Regions from separate parts of the Mus musculus genome. Here regions 2 and 3 are each linked to region 1. A link is a loop called in an ENCODE intact Hi-C map of the cell type or tissue named here. Cell type or tissue: left cerebral cortex. All regions are shown on one strand.

What was found. A loop is a pair of places that touch in the nucleus more often than their neighbours do. Peaks named below come from ENCODE experiments on the same cell type or tissue, not always from the same donor. Only the 100,000 strongest peaks of a DNase experiment are listed, where the experiment ranks them.
Region 2: a loop joins it to region 1, with 9 times the contacts of the local background. A loop is called at or near these places in 3 of 42 quality-filtered maps.
Region 3: it touches region 1 in a loop (2.3-fold over the local background); 2 of 42 quality-filtered maps call a loop at or near these places.

The regions. Positions count from the first base shown.
Region 1 is chr9:112,401,041-112,409,040 of GRCm38, reverse strand. Gm39431 (a long non-coding RNA gene) reads right to left here. Exons shown (of 5, transcript XR_871284.1): 4 at 1,001-1,132. Among named protein-coding and RNA genes, the nearest start is that of Gm39431, 97 kb to the right of the region's middle. In left cerebral cortex, a CTCF peak has its summit at 3,340; a DNase peak (open chromatin) is centred at 2,967; H3K27ac peaks cover 2,007 bases.
Region 2 is chr9:112,231,203-112,239,202 of GRCm38, reverse strand. It overlaps Arpp21 (cyclic AMP-regulated phosphoprotein, 21), which reads left to right and starts at 5,891. Exons shown (of 21, transcript NM_001362020.1): 1 at 5,891-6,111. It also overlaps a transcript of 2900079G21Rik not described here. In left cerebral cortex, a CTCF peak has its summit at 3,581; DNase peaks (open chromatin) are centred at 3,619, 3,947, 4,518, 6,824 and 2 more places; H3K4me3 peaks cover 5,374 bases; H3K27ac peaks cover 7,034 bases.
Region 3 is chr9:112,258,074-112,266,073 of GRCm38, reverse strand. The region is part of intron 1 of 2900079G21Rik (RIKEN cDNA 2900079G21 gene); the gene reads right to left. Among named protein-coding and RNA genes, the nearest start is that of 2900079G21Rik, 5.5 kb to the right of the region's middle. In left cerebral cortex, no CTCF peak of the experiment used is centred here; a DNase peak (open chromatin) is centred at 3,959; H3K27ac peaks cover 626 bases.

The DNA.
Region 1 (8,000 bases):
TGAAGACTCCATATTCTGATACATCCTAGAGGACCCACTGCACTCAGAACAGTTGAGCAGTTGAGGATCAGTTGCACTCAGCACAGTTGGACTACAGCTTGACTGCTCTACTGAAGACCCAACAGTCTGAAGGCAGCCAGGGCAACATCCTCTAGGATGTATCAGAATACGGAGTCTTCATGAGAGCATACCAACTAGGAGTCTGTCCCAGCAGCAGGGACCAGGCAGCTTCTCTGCCTCTGTGAAGAGCCCCCAGTTGGAAGGCCCCCCCAGGTGGTCTGATATATCCAGGGCCACAAGTCTACCAGGAAACCTGAAGCAACTCAGGGACAAAAGAGGCAGACTCCAGACAGTCACCCAGATCAACAAACACCAGGGATATTCAGATGGTGAAAGGCAAGTGAAAGACCATGAGCAACAGAAGACAAAAATACATGGGCATCATCAGAACCCAGTTCTTCCACCACAGCAAGCCCTGATTTACCAAAACACCTGAAAATCAGGAATCTGTCCTAAAATCCTATCTCATGAAGATAATAGAATCCTTTAAGGAGGATATCAATAACTCACTGAAAGAAATATGGGAAAACACAGGTAAACAGGAGAATGACTTGAAAAAGTTATCTAAGACCTAAAAGTGGAAGAAGAAATAGTAAATAAAACACAAATGGAGGCAAACCTAGAAATGGAAAACCTAGGAAAGAGGTCAGGAATTACAGAGGTAAGTATTACCAACAGAATACAAGAGATAGAAGAGATAATCTCAGGTGTAGAAGGAATAGTAGAAGAGATTGACACAACTGTTAAAGAAAATTCAAAACATAAAAAACTCCTAATCCAAATCATCCAGGAAATTCAGGACACAATGAAAAACCTAAATCTAAGGATAAACAGAATAGAGAACGAAAATTCCCAGCTCAAAGGACCTGAAAATGTCTTCAACAAAATCGTAGAAGAAAACTTTCCCAACCTAAAGGAAGAGATGTTGCATTCCACTCACCAGTCATCCCAAGATCCTGGGTGTGCTAGGGCACCTGCAGCATGGAGAGTCCTCTGAGGACAGTGGGAGCTTCCACCAAGTTCGTGCCCAAGGAGGCCCAGGGCTGGTGACAACCAGCAGGTTTCCTGTGTCCTGTGTGTAACCCAATCACAAAAGAACACACATGATATGCACACACTGATAAGTGGATATTAGCCCAGAAACTTAGAATACCCAAGATACAATTTGCAAAACACATGGAACTCAAGAAGAAGGAAGAGCTAAGTGTGGATACTTTACTCCTTCTTACAATGGGGAGTAAAATGCCCATGAAAGGAGTTACAGAGACAAAGTTTGGAGCTAAGACAGAAGGAAGGACCATACAGAGACTGCCCCACCCAGGGATCCACCCCATAAAAAACCACCAAACCCAGACACTATTGCATATGCCAGAAAGATTTTGCTGACAGAACCTAGATATAGCTGTCTCTTGTGAGGCTATGCCAGTGCCTGGCAAATACAGAAGTGGATGTTCACAGTCATCTATTGGATGGAACCCAGGACCCCCAATGAAGGAGCTAGAGAAAGTACCAAAGGAGGTAAAGAGGTCTGCAACCCTATAGGAAGAATAACAATATGAACTAACCAGTACCCCGCAGAGCTTGTGTCTCTAATTGCATATGTAGCAGAGGATGGCCTAGTAGGCCATCAATGTGAGGAGAGGTCCTTGGACTTGAGAAGATTATATTCCCCAGTACAGGGGAATGCCAGGGCCAGGAAGCAGGAGTGGGTGGATTGGGAAGCAGGGTCAGGGGAGAGTATAGGGGACTTTTAGGATAGCATTTGAAATATAAATGAAGAAAATATCTAATAAAAAAAGAAAGAGATGGACACAAAGGTTCAAGAAGCCTATAGAACATCAAATAAATGGGATCAGAAAAGAAAATCTTCTGGTCACATAATTATTAAAACACTAAATGCACAAAGCAAAGAAAGAATATTAAAAGCTGCAAGGGAAAAAGGCCAAGTAACATACAAAGGTAGATCTATCAGAATTAGACCAGACTTCTCAACAGAGACTATGAAAGCCAAAAGAGCCTGGTCAGAGGTCCTGCAAACTCTAAGAGAACACAAATGACAGCCCAGGCTACTATACTCAGCACAATTCTCAATCAGCATAGACGGAGAAACAAAAATATTCCAGGAAAAAAACAAATTCCAACGGTATCCATCTACTAACCCAAACCTACAAAGGATCTTGGAAAGAAAACTCCAACAGAAGGAAGATGCCTGTACAAAGAAAGGACAATATATTGCATCTTACAACAAAGTCAAAAGCAGAGAGTCACAAGCATATAAAGCTACCTACAAAAACAAACATATCAGCAATGAACAGTCATTAATGGACTCAACTCCCCTACAAAAAGACATATGCTAGCAGAATGGATAAGCAAACAAGACACTCCATTTTGCTGCATATAAGAAACACACCTCAACAACAAAGGCAAGCACTATCTCAGGGTAAAAGGATGGAAAAAGTTCTTCCAAGCAAATAGTCCCAGGAAACAAGCAGGAGATTCCATACTAATATCCAATAAAATAGACTTTCAACCAAAAGTTTTCAAGTGTGATGAAGAAGACAATTCACATTCATCAAGGGGAAAATCCACCAAGAGAAAGTCCCAAGTTAAAGCTTTAGCATTTGTATTTTAGGTTACATATTCAATCCTGGTATGTAGAAATGCAAGATTCATGAAAGTAAGCCACTTAGAAAGATGTCCTTGGCAAGTTGACCATGCACTGAAGGCTCTTCAGCCTTGGCTGGTCTCTGAACTGAATGTTCATCCTTCAGCCTCAGAGAATGTTGTTCATTTAGGCCTCCTACAACCTCACCCTGACAACATCTAACATATTTTACATAGATTTTTCTGACTTCATCACTCTACTTTCTTTTTTTTTTTTTTTTTTTTTTTTTTTTGAGTGGCATCCCCAGAATGCCATCTGTCCTAGAAGCCTCAAACAGCACTTTTTATCTTCTGGCCACCCTCTCTCTTCAGCCTCTGCTTCCATACATATACACTCCATATGGTAGCCTGCTATAGTACCACCAGACATTTAAATGTTCTTCAATTCCTTGAGTCTATTATTAAATTGTGAAAGAGAATTCATCTTCAAATGTTATATTTCCTTTTGGATTCTTTCCTGAGTGAAAATTTCAGAAACTGGGTTCCTAAGTGTACAAAAAGAATTTCTCTTCAAACCTTTTTGAAATGACATCAGCTCAAAGACCGACTAGTGGAAATCTTTGCTACTTCTGAGCCATAAAAGTGATGTCTTCTAACTCAGAGAATGGCCCATTGAAAAATGTCATCAGAAAGATAGATGACTGGGATTTTTGGTGGCTCACAATTATATCTTGAATATTTCTAAGACACTCAGAAGTTAAATCTGTGGTGACTAATGTTAATTCTCAAACTATACAACCTGGACTCATGTATGAATTTCTTGGTGAGAAATGACTTAAGTCTGGTGAGTTTGTGGTCATGTCTGTGGGGGATTGTCTTGATCGATGTAAGAAGGTCCATCCTGAACCTAGGTGACATTCTTCCTGGGGTTGGGGCCCTGGACTGTAAAAAAGTGGAGAAATCAAGCTAAGTGCAGGTAAGCAAGCAAACAAGCACAGCAGCGTGCATCCTTTACTTCTCCTCTTGATGGTGGGAGATGTAGTGTGACTAGTGAGTTGTGGGTAATGTCTTGACATCCCATGACAGTGGATTGATTGTAGCATAAACTTGTAAGCTGAGATAAATGCCTCCCCCCCTCAAGTTGTTTTAGTCAGGGTATCATCTCATAGCAACAGGATTAAAGTAAGATCAAGAGTCCTATGGATTCTGTGTTCAGTGTATTTCTTACTGAAGGATTGAAATATCATTTATAAGTCCATGCAGCAACTTTGTTTTTAGTTAGATACACAATACCTTCCAATGTTTTGGAAAAATATATAAAATTCCTCTCTCCCTTTATCCAGTTTAAAGGATGAGCAAAAGTCTAGGAAAGGTTCCCTTAACCTTGGACACCTCAGCTCCACTCTGTCAAAGGGAAGGTCTGTCTGCTCTCTTTCATGGATGTGCTGTGCTGGCTTCTCTCAAATGGTCACCGGTAAACGTCTCAAAATCCCTTCCAAATCCTCTGCTCAGTGCTGTCACCTTGGCTTTCCTTTTTACCTTGGGCTTCCTGTTTTCAGTTCTTGCCGTGTCTCCCTTAATACATACTTACATTCATATTTCCAATTCCCTCTTTAGATTTTGAGGTGATTAACTTAAAAGAGGCAACCAACTTCACAGGATGACTTTCGAATTAGAAGCCTAGCTCTTTAGCTTAAAATGCATGTAGTAGGAGGACACATAGAATTGAATTACAAACCAATCTGGAGGCTTTCGATCACTGCACACATTTTTGAATAACTGTAAAGTCAAGACTTGGTTCCTAAATTTATGTATGATTTATATTTAACATGTTTTCTCTCCTTTTTAAAATCTGGAACTAGTTTGTGTCTGTTTGCAATGGTCCATTTGTTACACAGACTGGGTAATTTGTAAAGAGAAGAATTTGTTTGCTTGTTTTGTTTTCTAATTTGATTCTCTGATACAATACAACCTACCTGAAGTTTCCCCTCCTTTCACTCCTCCAAGCCCCACTACCAATTACCCTCTCCTCCCGATCCATTCTTTCTCCTTTTCCCTTCAGAAAAGGGCACGAGGGAATTTGAACCAAGATATAAGACTAGGTGCAAACCCTCACATCAGAAGAGTCTTACATTAGCTTCTTATGCCCCTTCTTCAAGGTCGGAGAGCATTATAGCCCTCTTGTTAATGGAGCTCCAAGGCAGTGTGGAGCCCCTGGTGGGGAGAGATTCAGAGGGGCCAGCAGACTTGGATGAAATGGTCATTTTATGAATCTCACCCTTGAGGGGATCTGCTTCCTCCTCAAGACACAATTCTTACCTCTTACAATTTCACAATGGGTATGTAATTTTTGCATATGTCTCAGGAGAACAAATTACTTTTATAATCGATGATGTATAATAAGAAGGCCCAAGGTAGACCTTTCTTTGTTTCCTCTGTGTTTTTAGTTCCTTTACCTTTCTACTTGAGTGGCAGTCACTTATTGTGACTTTCAGGATCTAGACCAGTTTCTAAGGCTCAAGGTGTGAATCTCTAGTCAGAAAAACAAAACAAAACAAAACAAAAAAACCCTTCAATTCGATGAAATAGATGAAGGAGGCAAAATGACAGTCTGATGGCATGAAGGCAGAATGCAAATGCATAGGTAGGACATTAATTTAGAAACATGCTCAAGTACATGGCACATTTCTCCTGCTGAACCTGAAGGTAGTCAGTGACCCAATGACATTGTACTATGATGCTTATATCATAAGAGATCTTGTAACTGCCTGTGAAATATCCCAGAAAAATTCCAGTAAGTTGTTCTCAGAAAGACCCTGCTTAAATATCTGTAACAAGTCATGGATTGACTCTTTTGATAAATATTTCTAATGAGCCTCTCTACCGAATGAGTTTTGGCTGTAGAAGTTTGACCATTAAAGTGTGGCTAAGAACATTGTCATGAGGTCTGAAAACACATCCATGGATTGTGAACAGAACTGTTGTATGAGAGATCATGAGAACTATTGAACTTAGTCTGTGAGACAAATGGAGAGGCAAGATTCCTGGTTTGTTGGCATCAATCTGTAGGGAAGGAGGGTAATTCAGGAGAGGGCCAGGTTGATGTTGGTATCTTCATGTTCATATCTGATACGTTTGCTTTCTAGAATGCACTGTGTTTTCCCTTTGGGAAGAATCACAGACAACTGTAATCTTTGAGAACTCATTGAACAATAAGATGGTGAGTGAGAATTAGTACTGCTGACCCTCATTGTTTCATGACCCATGTGCCTTCCCTCTCCCGTAAAAAAGGCAACCTTCTGTTTATGTCTTCATGTACCGTCTCCTACATGTGGTTATTATAGACACCTACCATAATTCAGAACCCTGAGTCTTTCCCTTCAAGATGAAGGTTCAAGATAGCAGCAACCTTCAGGACTACGGACCAGTCAGGATGCTTGGTGATGTCAAAATTCATATCATCCTATAGGGTACTTATCTCTCAGTTCTCTGGCTTTTATTCCTTAACAAACTTATCCTCTATCCTAAATAAGAAAGTAACAATCTTACCTGTCATTATTGTCAACAACTAAAATCATTCCGCACCATAAGCTCACTTTGCTGTACTTCTAGGTAATTTAACAAAGTACTCAGCAACAAACAGCCTTCAATTCCAATGGCTGATGAGTCACTTATTTCTAATCTTAACATATTTCCATCTCCCCAAACCACTACCTTCTCATGCTCCCAAATAATTCTTTTTAGTTTTTACTATTTTATCACTTCTTTCTTTCTTTCTTTCTTTCTTTCTTTCTTTCTTTCTTTCTTTCTTTCTTTCTTTCTTTCTTCCTTCCTTCCTTCCTTCCTTCCTTCCTTCCTTCCTTTCTTTCTTTCTTTCTTTCTTTCTTTCTTTTATTAGATATTTTCTTTATATACATTTCAAATGCTATCCTGAAAGTTCCCTATACCCTCCCCTCGCCCTGCTCCCCTACCCACCCACTCTGCTTCTTGGCCCTGGCATTCCCCTGTACTGGGGTATATAAAGTTTGCAATACCAAGGGGCCTCTCTTCCTAGTGATGGATGACTAGGCCATCTTCTGCTACATATGCAGCTAGAGATATGAGCTCTGGGGCGTACTGGTTAGTTCATATTGTTGTTCCACATATAGGGTTGTAGAACCTGTCAGCTCCTTGGGTGCTTTCTCTAGCTTCTCCATTGGGGCCCCTGTGTTCCATCTTATAGATGACTGTGAGCATCCACTTCTGTATTTGCCAGGCACTGGCATATCCTCATACGAGACAGCTATATCAGGGTCCCTTCAGCAAAATATTGCTGGTATATGCAATAGTGTCTGGGTTTGGTGGCTGATTGTGGGATGGATCTCTGGATGGGATAGTCTCTGGATAGTCTATCCTTTCGTCTTAGCTCCAACCTTTGTCTCTGTAACTTCTTTCATGGGTATTTTGTTCCCTATTCTAAGGAGGAATGAAGTACCCACCCATTGGTCTTCCCTCTTCTTGATTTTCTTGTGTTTTGCAAATTGTATCTTGGTTATTCTGTTTCTGGGCTAATATCCACTTATCAGTGAGTGCATATCCAATGACTTCTTTTGTGATTGGGTTACCTCACTAAGGATGATATCCTCCAGATACATCCATTTGTCCAAGAATTTCATAAATCCATTGTTTTTAATAGCTGAGTAGTACTCCATTGTGTAAATGTACCACATTTTCTGTATCCATTCTTCTGTTGAGGGACATCTGGGTTCTTCCTAGCTTCTGGCTATTATAAATAAGGCTGCTAAGAACATAGGCTCCCAAATCATTCTTATATAACACATTTTACCTATTTTATGTCTTCAATGAACTTGTTCTTATTTCTTTAAAATCCTAATATACTAAACAGGAAAGTCAGTACCACTAGTAATATATAAAATTTCACCAACTCCATGCATCTTTGCCCATGGAGCTTAGGAAAACCACACTTGTGCGGGTTAGTCTTACTTCAAAGGCATACCACTAATTTCAGATAGGTTTATAATGCTATTTTTCACTTATAATCCATTTTTTTCGTCTAAATTGTCTCCATACCCTGAAGTATTTTCTTTCCCATTCTTGCCTACTAGATTGTTATTGTCCTACTATATTAACAAACACAGAAAATTAGAAGAGAGTCTGCAAGTTCCTAGCTATGCCTACCTGTTAACATTCATACCCATATGTTTTGTGACACTCTTCCTGGGAGACATAAGCAAATGTTTATTCATGACATAAGGCACTGGCAACAGAAAAATGCAAGGACATCACCAGAGTTCAACTTTGTCAACCAATGAGTTTTATTGAGGTTATTTCCAGAA
Region 2 (8,000 bases), 170 kb after region 1:
TGGTCCCAGCGAGGTACCCCACTTTAATAAATAAAAGTGGAGATTGGCAGAGGAAGACCCCAATGTCATTCTCTGGCCTTCATACATACGTACACACATGTGAATGTGAACTGCAAGTACATGTGTGCCCAGACCACATGTGACAATGCATACTCCACAAGCAAAATAGAAAGCAATATGCCTTTAGAGGGTTCCATGTGGAACTATACTTCTATCTGAAGTGGTCCTAGAATAGTAGATGATAAGGGTGTCCCACCCCTGCACTGCAGAAAGTCCTCCTGCCTCTGTCCCCATGCATGACCCCATGAGAGCCTGGGGTTTCTCAGGATGCAAATGGGCAAACACCATGCTCTGCTTTCCAGCATGAGGAGGTGGGGAAGCAAGATGCTTCGAGTGTCAATGTATCTGACCCAAGAAGTGCTGAAAAGAAACAAGATAACTTATTCAGCAGCCTTCCTGGTCTACTGTTGCTCAGATCTTTCCCTGACCCGTTTTCCAAACCTCCGTGTAGCAGATGCCTTCTGTGCCTCCCCAGTGCCTCTCTTCTGATTCCAAGGAAGCTCCAGGAAAGCTGCAAACACGTTTATTTTTAAGAAACGTCTTGATCTGCTTTGGCAACAGAGCATCACTTCATGAGAGTGCAGGCCAGGGGTCATTTGTGGTCTGCCTGCTCACGGGGATCATTTTCTTACATTGCACACAGCCTGCTGCAGAGGAGACAGAGTTGGGACCAAGGGATCTATGCCATCGGAACATTTGGTTTCTAGTCCCCGAAGTCCTCTTTGTTTTTGATCGTGACATTTCTTCACGCTCAGATGCATACATGATGTAACATTCTTTGTTGATGTTCTGAAATGTGTTTTTGGAGTTATTTTGGCTGAGTACAAAGTAAGAATGGGGCTCTCTCGACTTTTCTGGTTGAAATGTTAATCTTGCTATCAAACCGCCCTCACCCTACCCCATCTTTCTCCTCGCCTTTCTCCCTTACGTATATTTCTAAAGCTTGAAACCCAAATCCAAGACTGATATTTAATAGACCCTAGCCAGTTTTGCTGGATACGAGGCGGATGAGAAGTCTCTCTAGGGAATATGTGGGCCTTTACTGTGGAGGGGGTGTCTGCCCTTAAGTGGAGTTCCTCACAACCTAATTGTTGAGAAATGTTGCAAGTTCACCAGCACGGAAATCCTACTTCTCGCTTCAGCTGAAAAGGTGCTCATAAAGGTAGCTGGGTTATTCTAGCAATTCGCCTTATTTTGAAAATCCAATTTGAGAGCTTCATTAAAGGGCACTAATTTAGTGTCTCCAGGGAATATGTGTTTAAAGGAGCTTGCCAACAGCCTCAGATGTTTGCCAGTGTATAGGTGAGCTCAACTCCCTGAGCTAGGGTTACCTGGTTACAGGCATACTCCTTCATTGCAAACACAGTACCAGCAAACACTCAAGGGCCCTCACATCTAAGAGCACCTCCTGCTTTGCCACTCCTCCATGGCATCTTTAAAGTGAGGATATCACTGCCACTGTGACTTTATCACTCAGAGGTCCGACATGGAAGATCTCATTTTACACAATGAAAGGTCTGGGCCATAACCGTTAAGAACCACTTCAAATCATTTAAGGAAATGTGCACACCTTCCAAACGCCTACAATAAGAACATTGCTCACTACCTGCCTAATAGCCCCAAGAGGATATTTCAGTCCCACACCAAGACACAAATTTTTTTAAATTGGATAGCTGAATACTGATTAGTTACTTGGCCTCAAATAAACTTGAGCCATCTTAGGCCACTGATTTGTTGGCTCCATTTATATATGGAGAAAAGACAAAAAATACAGTTGAGTTTTAATGTTTTAAATCCAAGTGTACTTATTTTCAAACAGAGCTTTAAAAAAATCACAAGAGATGTTGCTCTAAATATCACCATCCAGTTTGTCCATTATTGTTAAGATTTAGAAACTTTTCCTCGGTCTAAGTGATAGAGTTTTTGTTTGTTTTGTTTTGTTTTTGAAAACCAGGATTTCTCTCAGAATTCCCCTCTCCTTTTCAAAAGCTGCAATTTCTGTTCTGGTTTACAGAACTGGATTCTGTGTGTGGGTGTGTGTGTATGGGAAGGTTTCTACACTGACCACATACACAACTTTACACACTTTCCCAAGAAGAAACTTAGTGTTTGGTTTTTAGAGTTAGATATGATTGGGATATGATTAGAAATATTTTGATTTTTTTTTCTGTTGCATTCGAAGTGGCTGGAAAACATTTACCAATACGTTTTGAGAGGAGTTAGCAGGAAAGACGGAGCTAAAACCAAAGTGCCCATGAGTCCTGGAAGCTGGAGGATCCTTTTGCCTGAAACTTTCTGCTGTGGATTTTTCCTGCCCTGCAGAAGTGGAAACCCAGAGGGAGACACTAACAGATAGAAAATAATGATCTGTGCAGCAAGGACCAATCCAACCTCCTACTCCCCGCAGTGTACACATGCGTGAGCGAACACACACACACACACACACACACACACACACACACACACGACAGCATGACCATAAAGATTCTATGCAAATCACTCTTCTAGAACACCACGGAAGCCATGTGACTTATAAGCCTAGTTTTGTTTTTGTTTTTGTTTTTTCATTTTTAACGACCACCATTAAAGGTAGGTGTACCTAAATAGAAGTCAATAAATAAATAAATAAATAAATAAATAAATAAAAGAAGAGATTTTCGTGGCATATTTTATGGTAGTTATATATTTGTGGTTTGTTCATGAGGTTACTAATCACCAACTGCTAAGCTTTTGTTGTCAATATATTGTGCATTGCAGCAGATTCACACTTAACTCGCTGTCTGCATCTCAGAAGCTCCGGTATTGGATATTGTTAAAATGGGCTTTGGCAGTTGCACACAGAAGTGCACGACTATAATTTTGCTACCCATTAATAACAAGCCAGCCAAGAAGGCCAGAATCCAATGCCTTGCTCTCAGCTGGGGGTAGGAAGCTAGAATGGGCTATCTTGGCTGGTGACCTACGCTGTCGGAAAGTAGGATGTATAGTCGCTAGCGGGTGGGCGGTATTCCGGAAATTTATTCACTCTTCACTGTACTTTTTTCTCCTCTTGGTAGTGTGCCCTTAGATTATGAAAAAAAAAAGAATTGCACATAATAAAAATAGTACTCATCTCCAAAACAAATGGGTAAATCAGAGCTTTTATTTCTTCAGGTGTCAACTCTGCTCCCTGCCCCAGCCCTACCCCTCTGGGCTCTGCAGTGCAAGGTTTCTCTCAGTCAGCGCATCAGCGCCCAGTGGGGCAGGCAGCACTGATCTGGGCGGTCTTGCATCCAGAGGACCAGTCTCGCTGAGCAGCAGGACTTGTAGTCTCTCTCAGCTCTAAAGCCTGGGCATCTGAGAGCTCAAAGCTGAGAATCATTTCTTGGGTGGGGTGAGGTGTTGCTGCCCCGGGCTGTTTTCTGCACTTGGCCTCGGAGAGTAAGCACGGAGTACCAGAAACCCAGAAGCTCTGGCCAAACATCCCTAGGACTCGAGGTGGTACCCCAGCGAGGTAGGTAAGGGCTGGGCTCCGGGGCGCGCCTGGTGGCTGGGAGGGAGAGGCAGGGTGGCGGGGCCGGGGCAGCGCGCCAGTTTCCTCTGATTAATGATGCTCGCGCTGCCGCGCGCGTGGCTCATGCGCTTTGTCTCCAGCCCAGGGGTGGTGAGAGCAGTGGGTATGGCAGCGCCTGGCGCACAGAGCAGGTGCCGGCTGCGCTCAAGCCTCGGCTTTGCGTGGTGGCCCAGAGACCGGGCATCACTGAGCGTCCCCTCAGGGCCATCTCCCTCCGCAGAGGGGTCGCCAGCACGGGTCTTGGGGCAGGAACTATTGGGGGGAGGGGGGCGGGCATGTGCAATGCTTTCGGTGCTCTTGGTGCCCGCCCGGCTGGACGCGTCTTTGGCTGGCGGGGAGGAGCTGGGCGCTGCCTGGGAGCCTAGCCAGCCCTGTGGGAGGGCATGGCCGGGTGGGGCGGTCGGGAGCACCACTGAGGCTGGCTGACTCCGGCGGGACTGCGAGAGTGACCCTCAGGTGGACCTACTCAGCCAGAGAGATCGAAATCCTGCGAGCGAGGGAGAGAGAGAGAGAGAGAGAGAGAGAGAGAGAGAGAGAGAAGAGAGAAAGGAGAGAAGAGAGCGGAGAGAGAGAGAGGAGAGGAGAGAAGAGGAGAGAGAGGAGAGAGAGAGAGAGAGAAGAGGGAGCACTCAGCGGGCAGGGAGACGGAGAGGGAGGGACAGGGACAGCCAGCCCCGTGCACTCGCTCCCTGCAGTCACCTCCTCCCACCCGACCTGGGGAAGTGGCCGGAGCGCAAAGTAGCAAAGTAGCAGAGACGCTGCGGGCTCCAACGACAGTCACCTGGTTCCCGCATTGCTGGTGGGACCACAGGTCGCAGAGGGGCGGACAGATCAGCGCAAGGACTGGCTGCAGGAGAAGGTGGCTACTCCCAAGAGAGAGGAGCAGAGCAAAGCCTGGACACCACCCCCAACCCCTTTCCTGAAGCAGACAGACTGACAGACAGGCAAATAGACAGACAGGAGCTCAGCAGCCTGTGGTGACATACAGACTCTCTAGCAGCGAAGACCTCCAAGCGTCCGGAGCGGTGACAGTCCAACAGCCGCAGCCACGCGTTCCCCACCAGCGCTGTGCCTGGGCAGCGCGAGGACCCCTGCCTCCAAGCCAAGGGCTCCTTTTGCTAGCAGTTAAAATAAATCGACCAAACAACAAAGGCAAGCCACAAACCAAACTGACCCAACCAAAGCATTCACTGAGAAACAATAATTACTCACAAAAGCCCCAAACGAAATCCAGTCAGTCAAGGCACCCGGGACGCTGGGTCACTCCACTGTTCCTTCAGGTAAAGAGCCAAGTCTTCCGACATGAGCATCACAAGCCCTTTGTGTCTGGCTGTTGGGGCTTTCTGCTTCTGCTGCCCCCTCCCCCTTTTTTTTTCTTTCTACCATCTATCTGTGCTTTCCCTTTGACCTGTTTGTCGTTTCTGTGTTGTTTATCTTGTTTCTATGTCTCGGCGGAAGGCATGGGTGGACTCTCTTTCCCTCAAAGCAGGCAGAAATTGAAATCTGGGAAGGGAATTGAAAGGGACGATGCTTTCTGTAACAGAAGTTTCCAGTAATTTTATATGGGTTTTATGGTGCCAAGTTTGGACATTCTCTTGTTTCAGTTGAAAACTTGTCACTTTCCTCAGTTACCACAGAGGTCCTGGGTCCCAAGAGGTCGGAGAAGGGAGGGAGAGGAGGATAATTTTTTGCTTTATTTTTTTTAAATCTTGAAGTCATTTCCATGACAGCCTCTGGTGTAACGTTATCTGTCTCGGGTGATAAATGTGATAGTAGGATTGGATCTGTATCAGGCAAGTGTTTTAAAAAGTTTCTTCGGAAGAGAAATTACATGGCTTAGCATGGATGTCACGGATGTATTAAATTCAAAGCTTGATCACCTTTTACAGACACAGACTAAGACTGGAGCCTAAGTCTTAAGAAAAAAAAAAAGCAATGAGGAAGGTAATGTCATGGCGGGATGGGAGGTGTACGGTGAGGTTGCTAGAAATGGTCCCCCTAAGAACGTGTTGCAGATGGAGACCATCATTTCGCTCTCTGCCTTCTCAAAGGATGCAGCTTCTGCAAGCTAGAATGACAGTCTCTAGAATGGAAATGAATCTGTATTTTTTTTTCAAATTTTGCTCCAATGCAGAATAAATCTAAACTGTGCCCACCCTTTCCTCATCTGCCTTGGAACCCAACTCTGCAGTTTACTGCTTTAAGTAAGCAGCAAAGTAGACAGGGCAGGCAGGGAGGCACTTCTTGTTTCCTTTTTTTTTTTTTTTTTGTAATTCTGTGAAAATCAGAGAGCCTTTGATATGCTCTTCAGCCTAAGTAGACCCTCTCTTTCAGGATTATGTTACTATAGGGCTTGATGTCTGAGTGGCATTTTAGCTAATGTCATTTTCATGAAAGACAGTCATTTGGAAGGCACTAGGGCTAGTTATGCTTCCTTCAAATAGCAGAGTGATCTTAACATGAGAGACCCTGTCTTCGGGGTTATGTAGCCCTTCAAGGTATGTACCTGCTTATGTCTGATTCTCAGTGTCCTTTGTCCTCATCTTCCTTTGCTTTCTAATCGCTTTGACTGGCAGGCTATTTTTATATTTCTAGAGAATACATTTAGATGTCTTTTTAAAGTGATACATGTTTCCATTCTCAAAGATTGGGAAAAGATCATCTCTTGCTATGCTCGTCTGTGCTAATATGATTTGGTTTCTGTGTAAATTTAAAGGCATTGCTTTAGACCATTGTATTATACATGTCTTAGTTTCTCCTTTCCGGGTATGATTTATGTCGTCCGAATGACAAAGTAACTATTCCTCTCGGTGAGTGCTTATTTAACAGTACTTTGGATGAGGCATATTTAAAGAAACTTAAACAGCTCCTCCGGGGAATACCATTAGGTTTCTTGGTGACTTAATTTCATTCACTATATGGTGATTTCTTTTTGCTGGTAATTCAGTTCAGACCCAGACAAGTGTGTGTGTGTGTGTGTGTGTGTGTGTGTGTGTGTGTGTGTGTGTGTTTTATTAGATTTGCACATTGCCAATCTCTCAGTGACTGCTTGTCATAGATCTCAGTTGAGTGTGGTTACTTGAGAACTGTAGCAATCACCCTGTTAGAGCGTGCTGCACTGAGGAGTTCCTTGCAGTCTGTTTTTTAACGCTGTTTAATGAAGGAGTGGGCATCTCACTCTGCAATGAAAGGAGCCCGAGAACAGACAGAGCCCTGTGCTGCTGTGGAGACTGCAGAGCAGAAGGGAGTGGGAAGGTAAAGCGGGCTGCAGAGGTGGTCTTTTGAATCGGGTCCTTATAGCTTATCGATGGAAATCAATCGGTTTGGATGAGAGAATTCTCTCTGAATAGCTGGTTAGATGCTCCTTCAGCGTCTTTGCTGGTTCTTAGAAAGAAGACTCAATAATTTGAGTTTCTGAAAACTTAGAGGAGATGCTAACTGGGGACTTCCTGTGTGTCTACTATTTTTAATATAGGCTGTGAGAATGTTGGGTAATGAATGCAGATTTAATTTCAAATTCCTGAATCATTGTTCTGCTGTGGCAGATGGGTTGGACCTTATGAAACATTCTGAGATTCAAAAAAACTACCACCAGCTTCAGATATGGTGATAATCTGAATTTCTGCTGTGGGAATTTTGGGTTGATTTTTCTGTCATAAACTTGAAACTTTGCACCAGAGCTGTGACAACTAAGGGAATCTGGAGGTTTTAGATGGACTTGGTGAAATAGTTGTGTTATTTTCTCCCTTTAACTTTGAGTGAAATGTCCCTCATTTATCTTTCTAAAGAGTGCATATTTTAAAATGTCTCTGAGGTAGCATTGATTACCTTTAGAATGTTATCCTTGGGGGCCAAATATCTTCACATAATGGCATGTAAGATGCATGAAGCCATATGTCTGCATTGCTGGCACCTTCATGGATCACCAATCTTCAGGTACAAGGTGGGAATGTTCACTCAGAAAGGTATCTTGCTCATTTTCGTATTAACAGCATGCAAGCATCAGGCCACTCCCCCACCCCCCACGGTGAAGCTCATTAGACCAAACACTTAAGTAGTTTCAAAATTAATAAGCATAAGAGAATATGAGCAGCTTATATGAAGCGGGGAGCTAAGTCATATCGTTTTGTATCAATGCCTCTCTGAGAACTCAAAAAGTCGATCTGGAAAGTGACCAACTTTAAAATGAAGTAAACACCTAAGAACAATGTTTGCATGGAGATACTGCAAAATCTATTGTTGTTGTTGTTGTTTTTGTTCATTTGTCTTTCAACATGGTATTTCTGGAGGGGGAAGCCAGCCACATTGGCTGTTAATATTTCCCTCATTGCTCTGCCTTGCTCTAGCTTCTCAAGTCTGAGGGCATTCAGGTCTGAAGCGCTTCTTT
Region 3 (8,000 bases), 140 kb after region 1:
TGTGGGTCAGATGTAAGCTTTCAGTTAGTGTTCCTCCAGCATCACACCTGCCTGCTTGCTGCCATGCTCCCCATCATGATGACTATGGAGTTACCCTCTGAAACTGAAATCAAGTCTCCAAACAAATCATTTCTTTTGTAAGTTACCTTGGTCATGGTGTTTCATCACATAAGTAACTAAGATAACCATGAAGCCATCTTTCCAAACCCTGACTCATTCTACTTATCAAAAGAATTTTATACACTAAATGTAGCCCTGCACAGCAATTTTGGCCCTGTGTGCATAGCTACTGTTTAAGCTGTTTTCTCTATATCTTCCAAATCCTGGAGCTCTGGTGAAAGGGATATGACAGGGCCAACTGTGCTACCTAATGAGGATGTCTTGGTTATTTTCCTGTGACTGATATATTCCCCTGGGATTCATAACTTAATGGGCAAAGAGTTTATTTTATCTCACAGCTCGAGGGAGGTAGTCCTTCACAGCTAGAAAATTTTGCCAGTGGGATCTTAAGGTCAAGTTATATGACAGTGAGGAAAGAAAGGGAATTTGCCACAATGAGGAAAGAAATAGAGTTTGGGCTCAATTCACTTAATCCTCTTTATACAGTCCAGAAGATCTCAATACAGGCCACAGTGTATTGTCTAACCTCCATGAAGCTAATGAAGCTAATCTCCTATCCCATGGGCCTGCTCAAGGGTGAATATAATCAAATAATTTCTCACAGGTATTCATGGAAACATGTCTCCCAGGTATTTCCAGATCCTGTGGAGTTGGCAAACAATACTAAACATGGAAAGAGACAATGAAAAAAGCCCAGCTATCTGCTCCCTGACCTGCTCCCCGCTATCTCTCTTTGTTAGCCCTGTTTAGAGCAATGAGGAATGGGGTGATAACGAGGGACTTTCAGACTATTGGCCAACATAGCAAGTGTGGTGCGTAAGCATGCATTGTCTCTGGAGCCAAAGCTGGTAGATGTGAAACTTTGATGTGGCTCTCAAGACACCCTGAAGTTTAGTTTGTGGCACCCAGAATGATGGGTTTTCTCTTTGCAACAATGATAAAGACAATGGTACATGCTCCCCCTTAAAGAGCTGAGTTCACTCCTGTCCTGTTTTCCTCTGTGTTGCTATGATAAACACCAGGATAAAAATTAAAAAATAAAAATAAAAAAATTTTAAAAATTTAAAAATTTTTAAAAAGGAGGGGAGTGTTTGTTTGATCTTATGCTTCTAGGTCACAGTCCATCTTTGAGAAAAGCCTTGGTGGGAATCTCATGGCAGAAATGATCAAGGAATGCTGCTTACTGGCTGCTCCTTCTCCTTCTCCTCCTCCTCCTCCTCCTCCTCCTCCTCCTCCTCCTCTTCCTCCTCCTCCTCCTCCTCCTCTTCCTCCTCCTCCTTCATCTCCTCCTCCTTCTACTCCTCCTCATCTTCCTCTTCCTCATCTTCCTCCTTCTTCCTCATTTGTTCAGATTCATCTAGGTTCCTCTTCAAATTTTTTCCTCTCATTTTTATTTTGCCTGCATGTATGTCTTTGTGCAACATGTGTTTCTCCTGCCCTCAGAGACCAAAAGAGGGACCTGAACCTCAAGGCACTGGAGTAAGACAGCTGTGAGTTATCATGTGGATTCTTAGAACCAAACCCAGGTACTCTAGAAGAGCATCCACTGCTCTTAACCAATGAGCCATATGTCTAGCCCCACAGCTACAATTCTTATATAGCTCAGACTCACCTACCTAGTGGTGTAGTATTCATAATGGTTTGGGTCCTCCCACATCAATTAGCGATCAAGATAACCCTACAGACATAACCATAAGCCAAGCTGATTGAAGGAAAAAAATCTTCCAATTGATACCACCGTTCTCTTATTAGCTTTGAGTAGTGTCGAGTTGACAGATAAAGCAAGAACTGAGAGAACTCTTTTATACCTAGGGCCAGTGGATTTTCTTCATGACCTGTTGTCTTAGCTTTTATAACAATCCCCAAGCCAAAATACATTCCCTGGATGAGCACATCCATCATCTTCTATTGTAAATGACCACACCACCCCCAAACATTGACAATCACTGCCATTTCCTGAGTGCCTGGATCTGCAGATTGGCAATTTGGACTAGATGCAGCTGGCTGGTTGCTATGGTTTGGCGAATCTTGGCTGGCCTTGCTCCTACATCTCCAATCATCTGGTAAATCAATAGGGCTACGTGGAACATCTGGCCCTCTGTCCACATCAAAAGCCTGGGTTTGGAAATGGGAGGGTACTGAGGAAGCAGAGTGGAGGCTGTGAGACCCTTTAAGGTCCAGATGTGGAATAAACATGCTATGGAATGTGGCCCTAAAGCACAGCAGCTGTCATCTTCATCAGATTAGCCACATCTTCTTGCAAAATATCATCCTCACTAGACCTTCCCTTCCCTCAGAAGAAGTGAGTAGGGAGGGTCACTGGATACTCAGGTGAGATTCCCTCCATTCCCTCCTGTAGCTCTCACGCATTTGTGTGCAATTCTGCCCTAACTACCCATGGTTTCCTAATCATAGGGAATGCTTAGATGTATAGGCAGGGTAAGGCAGCCAAAGTGGGTACCTTTATCTACAGCTATGAGAAAACCGTCATCTGTGCTGCGATGAGACTTTCCAGTGGTGCAGCTGCTATAGGGTTACCACACACCCATAAGTGATCCCTCACCCCTGCACTAAGTTAACCCAGCTCATCTGCTCTCCAGTTGAATGTGGATGCAACTGGTCTTTGCTTTGTTGTTGAGGTTGTAAGGGAGGAGTAGACATGGCTTATGTTTCCGTAGGGTAGAATTTGTACAACAAAATCTATCATCACTTTTGCCTCATCCTTTTGTCTCCATCACATCTTTATGATGATGATTATAGGTCCTACCTAGGCTGAAGGGTCAAAGGAAAGTCTTTTTCTTAGCATAAAATAACTTATAATTGGTACAATTTGCCACATATCATAGCAGGTCAGTTCTCTCCACAGACTATCTTAATTGGCAAAGCTCTATGCTCTGTCTGTAGCTTCTACACACTTTCCTGGGCCATGCTATCATCATCTACAATGCAAGACATTTGGAGCCAATGGCCTATTTTATTTTAAGTTAAAATTCTTTCTCCTGGTGATTAATCCCAAGGCTAAAACTAGCCTGAACTGTCAGGCATTTATTTATTTGGAGGTTAGGGGCTCCTCTTCTTCTTTCCTTTCTGACAGGTGTCCCCAGAAATCCTCTAGAGCAGCAATCTGGCCCTTCTTGTTTCACCAATCTGATCACCCTGGGGTATGATGGTTTAACAGGAGTAATTAATCATTGTGTTTGCGACAATGGGAATCGAAGGAACATTAGCTTCATACCAGAGAGCATGTGTGCAAGTAAGGGGGTGACGAAGGCGTGTGTGTAATGAGAGAGGTGAGAGTCTTATAATTAAGGAGGAGCATAAATAATAATGAAAGTCATTAGTGCCACTCGGATGAAAGAATGTCATAAATGTAATTGGGACATTAAAGTGAAATCCATTATGACAAACATTAACACATACAAAGGAGGGGAAATGTGGTTATCTTGGGTCTGACGGATAGTGTCAGCTTCCAATGGGGCCCAGATGGCATTCAGGAAAATGTTATGAGCAGTTTATTTTAATATTTTTGGTTATGTGATATTTGGGAATCGAATGTCACCAACACATAAGGAATTTCCGTACGCCTGGCCTCCAGGAGGCTGGTGGAGAGGGAAGGTGAGCCAGGCAGGGGCAGGCTGGAGGGCTTCCATGGAGGTCGCTCGCTAGGCAGGCTTGCTGAGGTACCGTGGTGACTGGAGGTGCATGGTGCTCTCTGGCATGGAGCCTGTGAAGTTCCCTGCTGAAGCAGACACACAGCTTGGGTGCCTTCTTTAAAAAAATAGCAAAGTTTGGGGAGAGACAGAGATGAGAATGAGGACATTTAAACAATTATGCAGGAAATTATAGGATGCTAAAATTGAACGAGGACAGACTGCTCGATGGCAGGATTCCCACTCGTGCTGAGCTCTGCAGAGGGAACGGGTGTTGGCTTTCTCTACAGGACTGTAATTTTTTTGAGCATGAAATAATTCTGAATGCAAAACAAAAGAAAGGAATTAAATATGGCTAGAAATGGAAGCAAAGAGGAAGACATGGAATCAGTTAAAATATAATTAAGCTGAAGGGAGTTGTTTGCATTGCACACCTGTGTGTGTGGATGAGCATGTGTGTGGGTGTGCATGTGCATACCACACATACACACACACATGCACTCACACAAAGAAAGGCACTGATAAATAATTGGCCACTTGAGAGGAGCAATGCTTTCTTCTGGGTTTTCCTTTGGGGACAGCATAGAATCAAGAGTCTCGTGTTTCTGCCACACAGGGGTATTCTGGGGACACAATGAATCTATCCATATATATCAAAGGCTTTGTACACTGACTGGAAAATGGTAAGCCCTCAATAAAGGAGAGCTATAATAACGATCATTATAAACATTATTGTTATCATATATCAAGGCTGATGGAGCATGCCGTGTATTTGGGGATCTAGAATTATTCACACTTGATGAGGAAGAGGGAGGGAGGCATTCCCATGGGTGTGGAGCCCACTGTCTGCAATAAGAATTAGCAAATATGTTAGTTTAGTGAACACACATTGCAAAGCTGCTCAGTGGGTGTTGTTGCCTGCAATCAGGAAGACAAAGACTCAGGTTAGTGACATACATGTGAAGCAGTTGCGGCCGTCACTGGTACATGGTAAGTGCTTGGTAAATGATAGCTCCTGTGATTGTCATACCCTAAGTCATAGTGCAGACTGAGTCTTAGGAGAACTCACGTTCAATTCTCTTTGGTTCTCACAGCACCAAGTTACTCAGATGAGTCACCTGGGACAAGGGCACCCTCCCTACAAGTGAGAGCTGGGATGGACTGAAAGGGCTTTGACGCCTCTGGTCAAACCCTTATGTTAAGGTCTCTGCTGTGATGCTGTAGAAATGTGGGTTTTGTAGTACAGGTGTGGGAATGGTGCCCAGAGTTGAATACAAGGAAAGAGACTTGTCCCTGTTGCTAGGAAGGCTGTTAGTAGAAAGTCTTCCTTTGCCAGCCTTCTGGCTCGATTTGGTGGCCAAGAGTCATCTCATACAAGGTCATGGACATGCCTGAGATTGGCTGTACTTGATGACAGATGGCTTTGGGATTAGAGAGACCTAGACATCTCAACTCAATAGGAAGAACTCCAAGGAGCAACACAGTTCTGGGCCTCATGACAGGTAGGGAATGGCACAGGCTAAAGCTCTCCTGGATCTACGTTTCAGCTCACCTCCTGTCACTCTGCAGTCATTTCCCTTCATTGGAGTGAGTGCCAAGGGTTCTTTCAGTAAACATTTTTGTTGTGGGATTTTTCCTGGGGAGGTATAAACAAACGTCTACTCACCCCTAGACAGGTGGAGCAAAGGCAGACACAGAAAATGACTCCACCCATGTGTAACTCGGTGAGCCAATTCATTTATCAGAACCACTTACAGGGAAATGCAGCATTCCAAACCTCGCACGCGCACACACACACACACACACACACACACACACACACACACCACAGACACACACACAGGCACACTCACACATACTATAGAAACACACACAAACCCCACAAAAACACACAGACACACACACCACACACACACTACAGACACACACACACCACAGACACACACACACATACACACACTTCAGGGAACCTGTCAGAACAGTTACCGTTCTCCTATGGACCTACAGTGTCTCTCTTTTCAGAATCACCATCATGCTATCCAGGATGGCTCTCTTTTCTAATCAGTTTCTTTTTTTTTCCATTTTTTATTAGGTATTTAGCTCATTTACATTTCCAATGCTATACCAAAAGTCCCCCATACCCACCCACCCCCACTCCCCTACCCACCCACTCCCCCTTTTTGGCCCTGGCGTTCCCCTGTATTGGGGGATATAAAGTTTGCGTGTCCAATGGGCCTCTCTTTCCAGTGATGCCGGGGCCTAGCAAACACAGAAGTGGATGCTCACAGTCAGCTAATGGATGGATCACAGGGCTCCCAATGGAGGAGCTAGAGAAAGAACCCAAGGAGCTAAAGGGATCTGCAACCCTATAGGTGGAACAACATTATGAACTAACCAGTACCCCGGAGCTCTAATCAGTTTCTTCTTCATACTAAAGGATTTCTCCTACTGTTCAGGGCTCTATTGCATCGTGGTCTAATTCTCCTAATGAGGCCTTTCCAGAGGACAATTCATCTCTTTTCTTCTCTACTAAACTTAGAACACTTTCTGTAAGTTACAACTTCTAATAGGAAGTAATCGTTGGAACCACAATCTCTCTACTTCAGAAAACTCTCAGTGCAAACAGGATGGCTTTTCTCAGATCCTTGTTGGACAGATATATTTGCTTTCTTAAATGCATACATGTAAGTGTGTGCACGTGTGTGTGCATGTTCATGTATATGCATGTATGTATGCTTACTCATGGGTGCCAGGAGACAACCTCAGGTGTTGTCCTCAAGAATGCCATCTACCTTCTTTGGGACAAGATATCTCGTTGGCCTGGAGCTCATCAGTTAGGCTAGACAGCGAGGGTAAGGCTCAGGGCTCCACTTCCACAGGGATCCACTGGGATTTCAGAGCCAAGATAAGATGGCTGGCTTTTTTATGTGGGTCCTGGTGATTGAAGTCAGGTCTTTATGCTAGCAAGGCATTACTGAGCCTGGCAATAGCTAATTTTCACAGACTTGAAGTGGTCTGATATTTTCTGTGATTTCATTTTTAGCCAGTTAATCATTAAAAATATGCAACTTAATATCTACATATTTTGGAGGGCACTAGTCATGAATACATTATTGATTTCTAATTTGATTTCATCAAGGTTAGCAGACAGTCTGATCTCTTCTAAATTAGAGCTAATTCCTTATTTCCTAGCATATTATCTGTATTTGTAATGCCTCAAGTGCTTGAGAAGAATACAGATTTTTCCCCCTATGAGGTCATAAACTATTCTACAAAGTCATTATGTCATACTTGTTAATTTTGACATTTAATCTCAACATCTTTACCATGTTTTCTTTTTATCTACCAGTATATGTACTTTCATATGACATCATTGTAACATAAAGTTATGTTTCATTCTTAAACATAGATTATTTACAACTAAATGTACCTTGGTTTTCTGTTGAAATGCCAGCTGCCCTGGAAAAGGTGATATTCCCTAGTAGTCTGGAGAAGGTGTATTCATCTTCTCCTTCCCATCTGGGCCTTTGCCAGAGATCACTAATTGATGACAGTCTTTCTCCCCACAGAGCCCAGATGCTCCTTGGAACACACTGATCCAACACATCTCTACCAACTGATCTGATTGCAGTATGCCCTTCCAGGAAAGATTTTCTGCCTTCCCTCCTTAAAGCATCATCGAGTCAAGAGAAGAAAGTAAAACTGATTATCTAGCATGTTGGGATAGAAACATCAAATAATTGTTTTCTTGACTAATATATTAGTCAAAACAAGTGACCCACCACTGTTAAATACAAGACATCAATGCATCTTTGTGACCTTTCAGAAATAACTGCTGGGTGGAATCCAAATAACCAAGAAATAAATCAAAGTGAACAATCCGATATTAGATAAACCATGGCAAATGGAAGTCATCCAAATCTAATTAACCAATTACAGTTACAGGCCATAATGAATACAAGTTCTATTTTGTTAATAGATGTGATGAACATTACTAGAAAGAAGTAAGCCATCTGACCCATGATCTATATGTCTTTAATTATTGGGATGATGTTATCACTGAAGGAAAAGGACTGGTGGCCTAATGTGTTGCTTGTAGACAGATTGATAAATTATCAGGTTGGCAAACATACTGAGGTGTTCAATAAGCAGGAAGGTCTTTATCTACAAAATACTATGAACATGATGTACCTGGGTCAGGATGGTTTTGGATCAGTGGAACTAATATCA